Regions from separate parts of the Homo sapiens genome. Here all the other regions are linked to region 3. Evidence: chromatin contacts called from ENCODE Hi-C or POLR2A ChIA-PET data. All regions are on one chromosome and are shown on one strand. The core of a region is the stretch at or near the end of the contact, and the rest is flanking DNA. Distances in the headings are between cores, read along the strand shown.

What was found. Hi-C counts contacts between places; a loop is a spot of excess contacts on that map. ChIA-PET counts read pairs that join two places held with the same protein, here RNA polymerase II (POLR2A). Pooled maps may share reads with other maps.
Region 1: a map of gastrocnemius medialis shows a loop between it and region 3 (8-fold over the local background). The contact joins two enhancer-like sites. A Hi-C loop is called at or near these places in 4 of 168 maps with a recorded cell type or tissue (aorta, gastrocnemius medialis, posterior vena cava and 1 more) and 3 of 50 pooled maps. POLR2A ChIA-PET finds 5 or more read pairs at or near these places in 1 of 52 experiments (activated naive CD4-positive, alpha-beta T cell).
Region 2: a map of gastrocnemius medialis shows a loop between it and region 3 (6-fold over the local background). The contact joins two enhancer-like sites. A Hi-C loop is called at or near these places in 9 of 168 maps with a recorded cell type or tissue (Right ventricle myocardium inferior, aorta, ascending aorta and 5 more), 1 of 37 single-sample maps with no recorded cell type and 6 of 50 pooled maps. POLR2A ChIA-PET finds 5 or more read pairs at or near these places in 1 of 52 experiments (activated CD4-positive, alpha-beta T cell).

Annotation. Positions count from the first base shown.
Region 1 is chr2:19,737,069-19,741,769 of GRCh38, reverse strand. No RefSeq gene overlaps it. Among named protein-coding and RNA genes, the nearest start is that of LINC00954, 130 kb to the left of the region's middle. Within about 2 kb of position 2,834, at least 7 of the 41 ENCODE cell types and tissues checked have a DNase peak (open chromatin) inside an H3K27ac peak, as active enhancers do; they include gastrocnemius medialis and tibial artery, where a contact is called at or near this core.
Region 2 is chr2:19,853,417-19,858,177 of GRCh38, reverse strand. No RefSeq gene overlaps it. Among named protein-coding and RNA genes, the nearest start is that of LINC00954, 13 kb to the left of the region's middle. Within about 2 kb of position 2,842, at least 4 of the 41 ENCODE cell types and tissues checked have a DNase peak (open chromatin) inside an H3K27ac peak, as active enhancers do; they include gastrocnemius medialis and psoas muscle, where a contact is called at or near this core.
Region 3 is chr2:19,799,340-19,803,933 of GRCh38, reverse strand. No RefSeq gene overlaps it. Among named protein-coding and RNA genes, the nearest start is that of LINC00954, 67 kb to the left of the region's middle. Within about 2 kb of position 2,418, at least 5 of the 41 ENCODE cell types and tissues checked have a DNase peak (open chromatin) inside an H3K27ac peak, as active enhancers do; they include gastrocnemius medialis, psoas muscle and tibial artery, where a contact is called at or near this core.

The sequences.
Region 1 (4,701 bases), core at 1,585-4,084, 63 kb after region 3:
ATAATATTTTTGGGATTTATCATGTTGTTTTTGTGTATCTGTCATCATTCCTTTTTATTGTTACCTGCTATATCATTATATGGGTCTTACCCTTGCTTTCTTTATCCATTTTCCCTTTGAAGAACTTTGGGGGTATTTCAAATTTGGAGCTTTTATGAATAATGATGCTGGGAGGATTAATATATAAGTCTTTTGTGGACACATGTTTTTATTTCTTTTGGGTAATTACGTAGGAGTGAAATTTCTGGATCGTGAAGTAAGTGTATGTTTTACTTTATAAGAAGTTGCCATACAACTTTCCAAAGTAGTTGTACCATCTTATACTTCTACCAGCCAAGTATGGAAGTTCCTTTCCAACATTTGATATTGATAGTCCTCTCAATGTGAACCATTATAGTGGGTGTGTAGTTGTAACTCGTTATGGTTCTAATTTGTATTTACCTGATTACTAATGATGTCAAATATCTTTTTATATGTTTATTGGCCATTGGGATTTCTTTTTTGTAAAGTGTTCATCTAAGCCTTTTTTCATTTTTAGGCTCTTTTAAAAATTGATTTATGGGAATTAAAAAATATAATTTGGATTCTAATTCTTAACTGGATATATGTATTGTAAATATTTTCTTGTGGCTTATTTTTTTTCATTTTTATGTGCCTTTTAGTGAGCAGAAGTCCAGTTTATCAATTTTTTCTTTTTGAGATGGGGTCTCACTTATGTTGCCCAGGCTGGAGTGCAGTGGCATGATCAGTGCAGTAGTTAATTGCAGCCTCTGCCTCCCCAGGCTCAGGTGATCCTCCCACCTCAGCCTCCTGAGTAGCTGGGACCACAGGCACATACCACCATGGCTATTTTTTTTTTGGTATTTTTTGTAGAGATGGGGTTTCACCATATTCCCCAGGCTGTAGTTTATCAGTTTTTTTCTGTGGTAACCACTTTTTCTGCTCTGCATAAGAAATCTTTGCCTACTCTCCAGTCCTAAAGATATTATCCTATATTTTCTTGAGGGTTTTAGCTTTTTCATTTAGGTTTGTAAAAAAATTGTTGAGTTATTTTTTGTGTATGGTATGAGGTGTGGGCCAAAGTTCAGTTTTTGTTGGGCAAACCCTATAGACAAGCATTTGCTGAGTGCCTCTTCTGCTACGAGAAGCAGGCTGATCCACCTGCATTTCCACGAGGGCGGTCTGAAGCCCAGGTGTCCTTGGCAACCTCTGTGTAAATTGAAAAACAATTTATCTGCCTTGTGGGAGTGCTTTCCTATGCAATAATTAATTAAGTAGTTGTTATAATTCGGTCGTGTATGGCCCAAAACGTAACTTTCAGTAATTTAAACGGGAGTGATCATCTCTTTGAGATCAAGGAAGGCTCCTTGGAGGAGGAGGTTCTTGAGATGGGCTTTGAGGAATGGGGAGGGCTTTAGTGCACTAAATGTAGGACATGAACTCAAATAAAATCAGTGGCTCCATGTCTGTGTCCCTCACGAAAGGAAAGGTGCTTAGTGGGGAGATCACACACATACACACACACACACACACACACACGTACGTATGTATCTATATATGTAGATCTATACACATATACCTATATCTCCAGTCTGTGTCTATATCTCATCTGTATCTAAATCTACTTCTAAGTCTAACTCTAGTTTATATCTATGTCACCAGAAATCCCTAGGCTTAGGAGTAACTTACAGACACAAACTTTCATGGAACTTGATGGCATGAGTTAGACAGGGCTGGGCATAGGACAGTTCTTCCGATCTGCTAGCAGATTTGTTGACACTGTTCTGGCCTAAGCAGCAGACTCATAGATTGGCACTGAGCAGGCCCTCAGTAATCATCCAAGCCAAGCCTATCATTACACAGACATAGAAATCGGGACCATAGAAGGGAAGGGACTTCTCCCCATGTTCTACAGTAGGTCATTGGCAGAGCTAGGGGCACAACTCACGTTCCCTGGTTGTGAGAACTGGGCTCTCACCATTTACAACGTCCCACTCTCTTAGAGCCGGGGAGCCTTTCATCCCTCTGCATGTCTGAGTTCCCTTGTTGCTCTTTGATGTTGTTACCATTTGTGAGTCCTCTGTGGATTAGAGAGGTTAACAGGGTATCAGCCTTGCTACTAGATTTGAACTTGTTAAGCCATCTGAGCTTCTTTCTTTTCTCCTTCTAATAACTCATGAGCCATTTAAGGACAGAGGCTGTGTTTTAGTGACCATGGCATCCCCACATTTAATGAACTGACAGCTTGAACCATACTCTACATGCTGTTCAAGTTCTGCCTCAACAGGGAAACTCTGAGGCCAACACGTCATTCCCAGGCCAGCTGGTAGCTCTGCCAAACACTCTTCTTAGGTTCAGCAACTCCTCCTCTTCTAGTGGCTTTGATGGGTTTTGTGTTTTTCTTGTTTTCTTTTTAAGAACCCATCCAGCCTCCAAAACAGCCCTAAGTCTGTGCTTTGTCACCAACGCAGATGCTGTACAACCTTGTAGCAAAATAGCCCCTTTGAGGCTTAAGAACACTGGGGGTTCTTGCCTACAGTGTAGACTCCACCAAAAAATAGTAAAGGGAAGCTTGCTTGTCCATGTATAGCACAGACATTTCACAAGCAGGGCAGTTGGTATTCAGGTACCAGTTGACTCTGATGAGATCTATAGAGGGGGGCCCCAGGTTCAGGAGAGACATGTTTGTTGGCTCGAGCCCTTGGGTCACGGCAAGGCTGGAGTCCTCTGGCTTCTCTTTTCGGTTTCCAGTGACACACGCCTTCGCTCCCCGTGCTGGAGTGTCCCCAGGGAACCCCAAGCATGATACTATTGCTCCATTATTGGCAGCAACTGCTCCTAATTCTGCTGGAACCATAGCTGTGAGATTCCCCACAACTAGCTTGCCCCGGAGGGGAAGGATCCGTCTGATCGTGCTGTTCTTCTTTTTGGAGGCTGAGTGTCCCTTGAAATCGGATTCCCTTTGTTTATTTTCTCATAGCCTTAGTGATGGGTTCCTGCTGACTTAGAGGGAAGCTATGTATCCTGTGGAGGAGGCCGTGAATAGCTGTTTTTTTAATCCAAATTTGGGGAAGCCTCCACGGCCCCTGAGCTCCCCTTGAAGCATGGGCAGAGCTCAGCTCCAGTTTATCACTGAAGGCTGCTTGCCACTGAGGAGGGCTCAGGACAGGAGGGCAAACCCTGAGCTTTGCCAGGCAACCTGAGCCTGGAAGCTGAGAACAGACCTGGGGCCTATACTATGGTTCCATGACTGGCCCTACGGAAGCCAGTTCGTGCTGTTCCCGTGTCGATGTTCAATTTAGTCTTTCTTTGTGTGCCTTGCCTTCTCAGTTCTTATCATTCAAACCTCACGGAGGCCTAACCCACGTCACTTCTAGAAAGTTTCTCCTACCTTTTCAGCAATAATACTGTCACCTTACTAGTGTCAGTCTTTTGCTGTCTCCCTACTTTGGCATCCAGCAGTATCTTCCGTTGGTTTTCCCCAGCTGACCTCTTACTTTTCTGGGATGAGTTAGCATTGTCTCTCCAGTGAGAGTGGAGCCTGGGCACAAGGACCATGCCTTATTCAGCCCTGACTCCCACAGGCATTTAGCACCCAAGGGAGCTTAAAGACAATTCAAGGGCCACCATAAAAGTTTCTGCTGCCTCCAGGTAGAACTAGTCACCCTCTCCTTTGTATCCCTAAAATTCTCTGCACAAATGTCTCTCTTAGCATCTGCACAATGGGACTCTTGTTTGTTTGCAGGTTTTTCTCCTAATAACTTAATGAGCCATTTGAAGATAGGGGCCATGTTTTAGTCACCTTAGTATCCTCATATTTAATGAACCAACAGCTTGGACTGTACTCCACAGCAAATAAACCACCCTGCTGCTGAAGATCCATTTTAATAGGGAATCTTTGAGGCTAAGAGATTATTTGTGTTACCAGACAAACTCTACTGGGTGGAATAGTAGGTAGCACAGAACTTGCTCTGCTGTCTATTAGGGACTGGCTGAGCTCTGCTCACCTTGGGAAGCATAAGGGAGTTTTGCAGGTGGAGCAGAAACAAAGGTACCTACTACAAGCTGCCTCGTGAACCTGCCAAGACTTCCATGTTTCACCTCACTGTCTGACTGCCTAGGCAGGAACACTGAAGCAGGACATGGATGTGAAGGTGCCCAACCTGGTATGTGACGCATAGTAGGTGCTTAAAGAATGCTGGTTCTCTTTGTCTCCATCTTGATAAGAAATCAAATGAGTGTATATGGCCATTGCCCACCATGGGTTATGACTTAGAATTGAGGAAAGAATAAAGCATTGTTCAGCTTAATAAATTACTCCAGGCTGGGCGCGGTGGCTCATGCCTGTAATCCCAGCACTTTGGGAGGTCGATGGGGGTGGATTACCTGAGGTCAGGAACCCGAGACCAGCCTGGCCAACATGGTGAAACCCCGTCTCTACTTAACTAAATATACAAAAATTAGGCATGGTGGCACACGCCTGTAATCCCAGCTACTCAGGAGGCTGAGGCACGAGAATTGCTTGAACCTGGAAGGCAGAGGTTGCAGTGAGATCACGCCATTGCACTCCAGCATGGGCGATGGAACAAAAAAATAAAAATAAAAAATAAATCCAATAATAGGGTTGTTAGGGTCTGAAATTCGAAAATTTTCTCTCCACTTGCAGCGCTCCACACTGCCTCTTCTGGTTTCTATGGCACT
Region 2 (4,761 bases), core at 1,593-4,092, 54 kb before region 3:
TTGAAATCGCAGGGCCACTCCTCTGCCAGCCCCATCGGCCTCACTCTTGGAGACTCGGGGATGAGTCACTGCTCTGACAAGCGGGTCTTGAGGACAGTCCTTGCATGCACAGCTGATGGGGAAGGTTCCCTGCTCAGGCACCGCTTCCTTCCTTGAGCAGAGCAAAGGGCCATCCTCACAGAGAGGCTTGCTTCACCTGTCGCGTGTGGCCCTGGGACTCTGGAAGCTGCTAGTGTTGTGGTGGTGGCTGCTGTCCCGGTGCGGCAGAGGACACAGGAGGCACGCTCCTCCCGCCAGTGGGGAATTGCAGTGTGTTACGTGGCACGAGAGACTCCAGCGCTGTTCTGAAGATGCCAATCCATGCTTGGGTTGTTTGGATTTGCTGTTAATTTGGGGACTCTGGCTACCCCGTCAAAGGCATGGAGTGTGCAGTTTTTAATAATTGTGATCCAACCATGCCATGATATGGGCTTTCTGGTTTCCTGGACACTGGGCAGCAGTAGTTTGAAGTTGGGAGATATTTACTCTGCAAAGCATTTTTCCAAATGTTCTTTAAGCTGATGCTCCCAGACTTTCATCAGGAGCCGGGCAGTATCGCCTCCCCTCCCCGACTTGTTCTTCTGGGGTCTGATGGAAGGAGATGGGGTCTGGAGGCCTGCAGGGGCAGGGAGCCTTGTTTTACTGCATGGGAATGTTGCTGAGTCTATCTTCCTGATGTTGTTCTTACATTATTTCCTCTGGTTGGAGTGAACAGGGAAGTGGGGGCACATCTGTGTTCTATGAAAGCTGACCTGGAGCTCCCCACGCAGCGGGGTCCACCTTAACTTCCCTTTTGCGGTTGGAGTCGATAAAATGGGTTATTGAGTTGTCCTTGTGATGGGGCCTGTATTGTCGGATCCTGTCCAGGGGCCAAGAGGTGAACTCAGACAGGATGCGTGCTTTACTCTGTTTGATTGATTATGTAAACGGGTGCTATGCAAATTGAGAAGATGTCAATATCAGGGGCTGCAGGTTTTTAGGCAAAATTGTTTGGGGAGTAAAGTGAGCCTGAAGAACCAATATTTTGAAAAGTTATTGCGAGGGGAAGAGACAGATGAAGAAAAGAATTGTTTTCTCATTTTCCTTTAACAGTAATTTGAAAAAAAAAAAATTACCCTTTGAAATGTTGCCAGCAGTGAATGAGTAAAAACCAGTGAAAGTTCAAAAGTTAGAGTCCTACTCTGGTTTCAAATAAGGTACTTAATGATCCTTTCCCATCATTCAGCAGGAATACATATCCACAAAATCTCTCTAAAATTTGATTTTGTTCTCCATTTCAAGGGGAAAAAAAGTGTTGTGAACACTCTGAACCTGGTTCCCCTGGCCATGAAAAATTCTCATGAAACCAGTACAGAATTGGATTTTCAAAGCTGCCTTCAGAGGGGCCTTGGTGTGGGCTTCTGGGAGGGGTGTGGGGAAGAGCTGCCTACAAATTGGATGCACATATAATTGATATTTAAGTCTCTCTCTGGAAATTTCTACTTTGATAGTTTACATCTCTGCTTAATAACATATTAAATCATTTCATAACCCTTAACAACTGTTTAATCTTTTCATTGTTGAAAAATGAGGTAATTGATCTAAACTGTGTTTGACTATGCCAGGAAAAACTTATTTAAATGTACCACCCTTCACCATGGCATTCAGAGGATTCTAGGGACCCATTTGGGTTTTAGGGTGTTCCACCTCCCCCACGATGGGGGTCTCACCCTGAGTGAGGTCAGGAGGCTGGTGGGGCTGTAACAGTTCTGGGAAGTTTGGAGCCTGGCCTTTGGCCCTTAGGCTTCAGTGTTGCTGCCATCTAGGATTTTGGCTCCTAACTGGGCACTGTCAAAAACATGCTTTTTTGGCCGACAGCATGTTCTATGATTTCTCACTGTGTTCAGCACGGTTGTTTGTGCACCATCACAGTTAGAATGCTCATGGCTGGGAGAGAGCGGGAGGGAGATCAAGTAAAAGCGAGAGAGAGAGAAAGTAAGTGCTCTGCTATTCCAAAAACAAGTATGCCTTCTCCTTGGGAATGACACCAAAGAATACCTTCTAAATGAAGTATGTTTCCCTTCAGAGATTACAGCATCAGATGATCAAAGTCCCCTGGAAATAGCTTTTGGCAACCCTGAGTTTCTCCGTAACTCTTCTTTGACTTAAGCGGGGCGGCCCTGTGCTGGGAGCAGCAGCTGTCTTTAGAGGCCTGAAGAACCAGGTGTGGGGACAGAGAGGTGCCCTGTGTCTCTGCTGACTGCTTTGCAAACCCTGTGGCCTCACGCTGGTTTGGGGCATTGGAGATGGCTTTGTTTCTCTGGAAAACTGATTATGGTACACAGGCTGGCATCCTGTGTCCGATAACGCAATGCAGGCATCTTCTCAACTTAAGCAGGGCTTTGGCAACCCTGGTGAAATGTATTGTCGTCAGCTACGTGTCCTGACGTCCTCCATGGAGTTGAGGAATGTTTGGACCTTGGCCCTTGAGCCCTTTCTGGTTTAAGTTTAATGAAAGTCCAGGCAGTCTAAATGTCTACCTGGCAGCAGGGAAGAGACCCTTCACGTTAATTATTGCTAAGCTAAACCGTCTCCTTCCAAGCCCTATAGACAGGCCTACACATTTGTATACATTTTATATGGTCTATTTCCATTATAAATTGCCCATAAATTAAACGCAGATTTTCTTGGGAACATCTTAAAAAAAAGGGAAAAGATCTGTATGATACATGTTTCTGGTATTGGAGGTGACGTGAATTACAAGGAGGGAGGGCAGTCCAGAGCGCCAGCTCCCCAACATGGAGGTCAGGCGTCTGGGTTAAGGCAACCCGAGTTGTGTGTGAACGGATGTGCGGTGTGCCTTTTCTCCATCATTCATGTTGTGGGCTGCACATCATGATTTAGAAAAGGATGGAGAGGAATGATTGACCTAGACAAGCTAGAGTGGGCTGGAAGGGGACAAGGGGGACAGTGCAGGGTGTTGAGTGTTTCTCCTCTTCCCCAAAGAACATCCTCAGGCTGAGGCTGGGTGCATTTGTCTCTAGGACAGCTGTTCTCGGCCACCGTGTGGTAATGCATTGGGGAGCTTTCTTCATTGTGAGGTGTGTTGCTGGCAAATTTGTTGCTAATGATAAATAACTCATGCATTTTAAGAAGTCAGAGCAGATGCAGGGCCGGGTGCCAGTGGCTCACGCCTGTACTCCCAGCACTTTGGGAGGCCAAGATGGGCGGATCACTTGAGGTCAGGAGTTTGAGGCCAGCCTGATCAACATGGTGAAACCCTGTTTTTACTAAAAATACAAAAATTAGGTGGGCCTGGTGGTGCGTGCCTGTAATCTCAGCTACTCAGGAGGCTGAGGCAGGAGAATCACTTGAACCCAGGAAGCGGAGGTTGCAGCGAGCCGAGATTGCGCCATTGCACTCCAGCCTGGGTAACAGAGTGAAACTTCATCTTGAAAAAATAAAAATAAAAAAATTGGAGCAGATGCAAGGTTCGTCTCTGCAATGTTTCCTCATTGCCGGGCATTCCCAGCTCTTTCTAGGGTGGCGAGCTAAGGGTGACTAGACTCCATAGAATTGTGCCCAACCTGAAGCCTATTCCATTTGTGCCCAGCTTTGCTGCCTTGGGGCCTTTGCACTTACTGCTCCCGCTGCTTGGCTTGCCCTTCTTCCTGATGTCTGCATGGCTTGCTGTCTCCCTCCCCTTTCAGGCCTTTGCTAATGAGATCTTCCAGCCTGCTCTATAGAAACAGGTATCCCAAGTACTCCCCTGTCTTGTCCCTGCTTTATTTATATTTAAACTTATCTCTACCTGATATGCTGTATATTTTACTTACTAGTGTTATAAACAATAATAAATATAGCGTTCAGGAAGCAGGAGTTTTTGTCTCTTTTCTGTTCTACTCTGCTCTAGTGCCTGGACCTAGTAGATGTTCAACAAAACTTGTTGAATGAATGCATGAACAGGTGCCCATGGATATGCATTTGTGGGTCATCAGTTACATGTTACAGAAGAAAAAGTTGTAAAAACTGCTTTAAGGGACTGGACTTCAGCCAGTCAGCAGTAATTCCAAAAAGACTGGTTTTTAACCTAAATTAAAAAAAAATAAAGGAATACCCCTTCCAGCTAAAGAAGGTGCTGACTTCCAGGGGAGTGAGTGCTTGTGAAGGGAGTGTTTAAGGTAGGTGAGGATGGATGCTTGCCAGGGATGCTGCTGAGAGACCTCTTGCCTAGGACATGGAGAAGTTTAGGTCATAGATACCCTTTCTCCCCTTCTCTATGATTCTGTCTAAGGTCATAAAAGTTTCTCTTCTGAGCTCTCCTAAAATTCACTATCCTATAATCGTGTGTGCTTCTGGTGGTTCAAATGATCCCAGGGCTAGTCCCAGATTGCACAGCTTTGGCTGGGGACAGGCCCAGATGGCGCAGGGTTCTCATTCAGAATGTGAGCCTTCAGGACACTGTCACCTGCCATGCTGGGGCAGCCTCTGCATCTCCAGCAGGTGGTGACCCTGGTGGTCCCCAGGCTGCCTTTGTCATAGTCAGCTGGATGTTTTCTTCAGGCCCGGGTGGTGTGGCAATTTTATCTTGTCCACAAATGAGGTATTCATCTCTTTTTTCTCCACTCAATCAACCATAATGTGCTGTGCTTTGCCCTTGAGTCTGCTCTGTTCAACAAAACTTGTTGAATTGTAGGGGCGGGCCCCATCTCCCAGACGTCAGACTGGAAACTTTCTCCCCTT
Region 3 (4,594 bases), core at 1,169-3,668:
TTTATAAGAAGGCCATTTTGAAATGTCACTAAGAAAGCCTTACACACGGTTCTTGGCTGACAATCATTTATACTTTACAAGTGTTTTGTTCTTCCTTCTGAATTCTAAGCATGGCTGCAGGGCCTTGGCCTGACTCTCCAGTCTGATGACTATCAGTCCCCAAAACATGCTCCAAGTTCTTGTCATAATGTTTTACTTCTGGCCCCCAGGACACCATATACCCTTTCATGCCTTCATACCTTTACATATGCTGTGCCCACTACCTGGAATGCCCTCACTCATCTATTCACATGCTGAGCTCCTTGCCACCCTTCAGACATCATCTTGGATGCCACTCCTCTGTGAAGCCTTCCTTGTACCTCCAGGCAGTGTGAGAGTCGCTTTTGTGTTCTTATTGCTCCTGTTACATTGCATTCATTTATCTGTGAGCTTCTTGAGGGTAGGAATTGGGTCTTGGTCTTTTTCTTATCTCTTCCGTTAAGAATAAATCTGTACAGACTGAAAGCAAGTCAATTTTAATGGAGACTGGGAAGATAATGGATCTCAATAAAAATTTTATTCTTAAATCCAACAAACATGCTTTATGCAGAATGTTGCTTTGAGTCTGATGTTACCTGGCAAGTATTCCAAGTGTGAGTGGGTACCTCGTGGATCCTGGGAAGGCTGTGAGGCCAAGGCCTCTCTCTTTACTTAAGGAATTTACTGCCAGGGAATTGAAGCTGTGGCTGACAGAAGTGCCGGTGCTTCTGAATTGTAGCCGACAGTTTAAATGCACAGCAAATGCACTAAGAACAGCATCTAAAATTTCCTGATTTTGAGGATGATAAAAGCCAAAGAAAAGCCATCAAAATAGCCTTGGCTTACCCCACACTTCCTTTACTCAAGGCGACGCCTTTGCACTAAACCACTCTGAATGAGCTGGGGACCTGGCAGGAACAGACGGAAGTAACCGTGGAGAGTTTAATGGAGGGGGGGGGCCTATTTTCAAAGTGTGAGAAGAGCAAGGGCCATGAGCAAGGGATGGTGAAGCCCTCTGGGGGCGGTGGGTGGTAGGGGCGGACAGTTGCAGCCACCGTACCTGTACTTGCAGCTGTGGGGCTCAGGAGAGGCTGCCTGAGAGGAGCTGGGCAAGTAGCCTGGTCTTATTCACCTCCTGCCCTCTGCTATAGTGCCAGTACCTTCCACTGGCCAGACCCAGCTGGAGGACAAAGGGCAAGGAAGCCCATTCTTCCAGCCCCAGGTTGGCCTCCAGGCCAGAGAACAGTGGAGGGTGGGTCCAAGGGGTAAACAAAGCATCCAGCATGAGCTCTCTGTACATGGGCAGTGCCCACCTGGCCATCTGCCCATCAGCATGCCATCTGCAATGAGCAGACTTACTCCCAAGCACCACCTGTGCCCTACAGGGGCCTTCGGTACAGGGTTTGCTTTTATGGGTCCATGTAGGGCTTTGAGGATGGGCTGTTGTATAGTCTGGTAGAGGTTAGTAACTTCCCAGGAGGACACATTGCTTGACTGGCTGGGTAGCACCCATAGGAACTGTGATTTTTTACTCTTTGCCTTTTCCGGGAGATGCAGCCAGGGAGCTTTAGCCTCAGGAGTCAGGAGGGGCAGGGATGGTAGGAGCAGACAGCTTGGCCAGAGATGGAGGCCAAGGGATTCTCTTCGTAGAAACTCTTTGGCATGCTCAGTAACCTCCAGGAATGTACGAATTGCAGGAGAATGACCTGCTCTCAGCCTGGATGTGTGGGGGCTGAGAGGAAAGAAGCTGCATGGTTTAGTTAAGGCATAGAAGTTTTGGGATTAGATAGACATGAGCTTAAATCTTGGCTCCAATGTTTAACTTTGTACAAGTTGCTTAACCTTTCTGAGCCTCAGTTTCCACAGCTTTAAAACAGGGATGACAATTCTGACTCTGCAGGCTTATGGTAGGGCCTAGAGAAATACATGCACAATGACTATTCAGTGCCTGACATGTGGATTTCTATTAAATATTAAACACTCATTCAAGCAAAGCTGACTACCTAATCTTGTGCCTACTTTGATCAACGATCTCTGAAACATCCTTGCTTTTGGCGTCCCCTAGGTGAACGACCTCGGGAGAAACTAAGGCAGCTCAGGAGTTATAACAATGTTTAGGCCCAAAAATGGACTTGTTTTTAACTTTCCCACAAGGCACACTTACTAGAAAAAGTTGCGGAAAATTCGATGCTTGGTTTACAGTCCCAAGAACATGAAAAAGCTCTTCTGCCAGTTAAAAAAAAAAGATGGATGTTGTTTCTTGGAGAAGGAATGTCGTACAGTGGCTCAGGAGGAGACGGTGAGTCAGACGTGCTGAGAGCCGGGCCAGGCTGTCCCCTTGGTCTGGCCTCTGTGAGTCAGCACTGCCCACGAGACCCAGCGGGCAGCATGCCCAGAGGGCTGCAGAGCCAGGTGTGGTCCCTGGCGCGTGCAACAGCAGCTGGATGGTCCTATCACCCTCTCCTAGGACATCAGAGAATGTGTTCCTATGTCAGTATTGTCAGCTGTGGCCAACTTGGGCAGTTGCCGATAGGATCATGCCCCTCCTTTCTTTTTTTCTATATAGGGTCCTATTTCTAGATCAAACTCTCAACTTTCCTGTCCTACTTTAACTGCACATTCCTACAGCCAGCCCAGAAGTTTTTCTCCCACTTTTTGTCTTTGGGGACCTGTTGGTGGTGGCATTTGGTCTAGCAGAGGTCGGGCGGAAGAGAATGTTCTATTTTGGGGGCTTGAATGGTGAACAGTGAATGTACCTGCAGGAGAGCCTTCCAGCTGCCCCAAGGGTTCCAGACTGTAGAAAATCAGAATGCAGAAAGCCAGACATTGAAGTGATGAGAGGGAGAATGCCATGATGGTTGACAAGATGTCTGGGAAGGCTTCACAGGGGAGCGTCTTCCCAAGTAGGCTGTGGGAGGTGGACGCAGCAGGGAGGGCAGGCTATTAGGGGATCTGGTTCCAGGCCAGACTTAATGGCTGTGTGGCTTGAATATGGAGGTTGACCTCTCTGACCCTGGTGCTCCTCATCTGCAAAACGGGGTCAATAGTTCTTACCTCGCAAGGTTTTGCGAGCATCACCTTCAATAAAATAGTTTATGTAAAAGTACATTGTGATCTACAAATTTAAAAAATAAATGTTGGATGTTACTACTACCAGATAAGAAAGAAAAGATCAGAGAATAAGTGGCTTGCCAGAGGTCACATGGCTGGTATAGTGACAGCCAGGACCCAAACAGAAGTCTCTCCTTTCCTTTGTTCTGTGTTGTTTCAGTTTTTTTCCATCTGCGTGGAAGTCACTCACAGAATGTTTTAATTAGCTGGTGGCTTGGCTCAGGGTGTGGGTCTTTGTGGGTTAACTGGGTATGTTAGCCTCTCTGGCATGCAGCTTCTAGAAGTGGGCAGGTGTTAGCATGGCCTTCGAGAGGCCTGTCATGGGCAGGGGGTGCTGTGGCTCTGGGAAGAACTGTACTCCAGAGGTAGATTTCAGCTGCGAGTGCTGACTTGCCCCTTTCCAGCACCCCGCAGCTGGGATCTCCTGGTGGAGCTGGGATCTGGGGTTGGCCATGTCTGCCTAAGGGCAGGTTTGGAATCTGTTTCATGAAAACTCCCAGCATGGAGTGGTGGTCCTGATGGCAGCGGCAGGCTCATCCATTTGCATAGCATCAAATGGAAATGTCTAGATGAGCTGCCAGGAACCCTGGGGGCTGGTTGTCCCCTGGAGGCATGCTGCTGGATGGGCAGAAGGTTCATAGAGTGTGCTCCTGCCTGGTTCATTGCAGTCCTCCGAGTCAGGTGAGAGCACTTATATTTCCATAAGTACTGGAGGTAAACAACCTGGGACAGGGACTGGGGTTTGGGGAGGAGCAAGCCACCAGGCTTTCTCTAGGCCTGAGTGAGGCAGTGTGCCTTTTTCCCAGGATAGAGACAAGCTTCTGTCCTCGGACAATGCACAACCTCCTTTATACCAAAGGCTATTCCCTGGTCTTGCCTCCAGGCTTTTGCACTGCAGGGAGCCCGTCTTTGGGCTGCCCTCTGCACCCCTTCCCTATCCAGATCCTGTGTAGTGAAGGAGCGTGGGCTCTGGAATGAGATGCACTTGGGTTCAAATCCTATCTTTGACATTAACAGACCAGACAACCAGAGAACTTATCTCGACCTCAATTTCCTTATCAGTAAAATGGAATTTATACTTCCTATCTTCTAGGGTTTTAGTAAGGATGAGAGATAATGCATTTATATTGCCCAGTGCCCAGTAGATGCACAATAAACAGTCGCTGTCACCTTTGTCATTCAAGGTCCAGCCCCAGCGTTGCCTCCTCATGAACTCATCCGAGACTGGCTCCACCACCTCCCTTTCTCTGACCTGGATTCCCTGTTCCAGGGCTGCAGGACCTCTATCCTGGCCACACCTTATTGCTACTATTCCTAACTCCTCTCCCTTGTCCCTCCCCCGGAGCCTTCTTCCCTTCCATCATAGCACCCATTATGCTGTTTTGGACTCTTCGGCTTTTGTACAAGTGCTGGAGTGACTTTTATTCATGCCAGTTGGGGAAGCTCTGTGGGTCAGGAGGGGCCC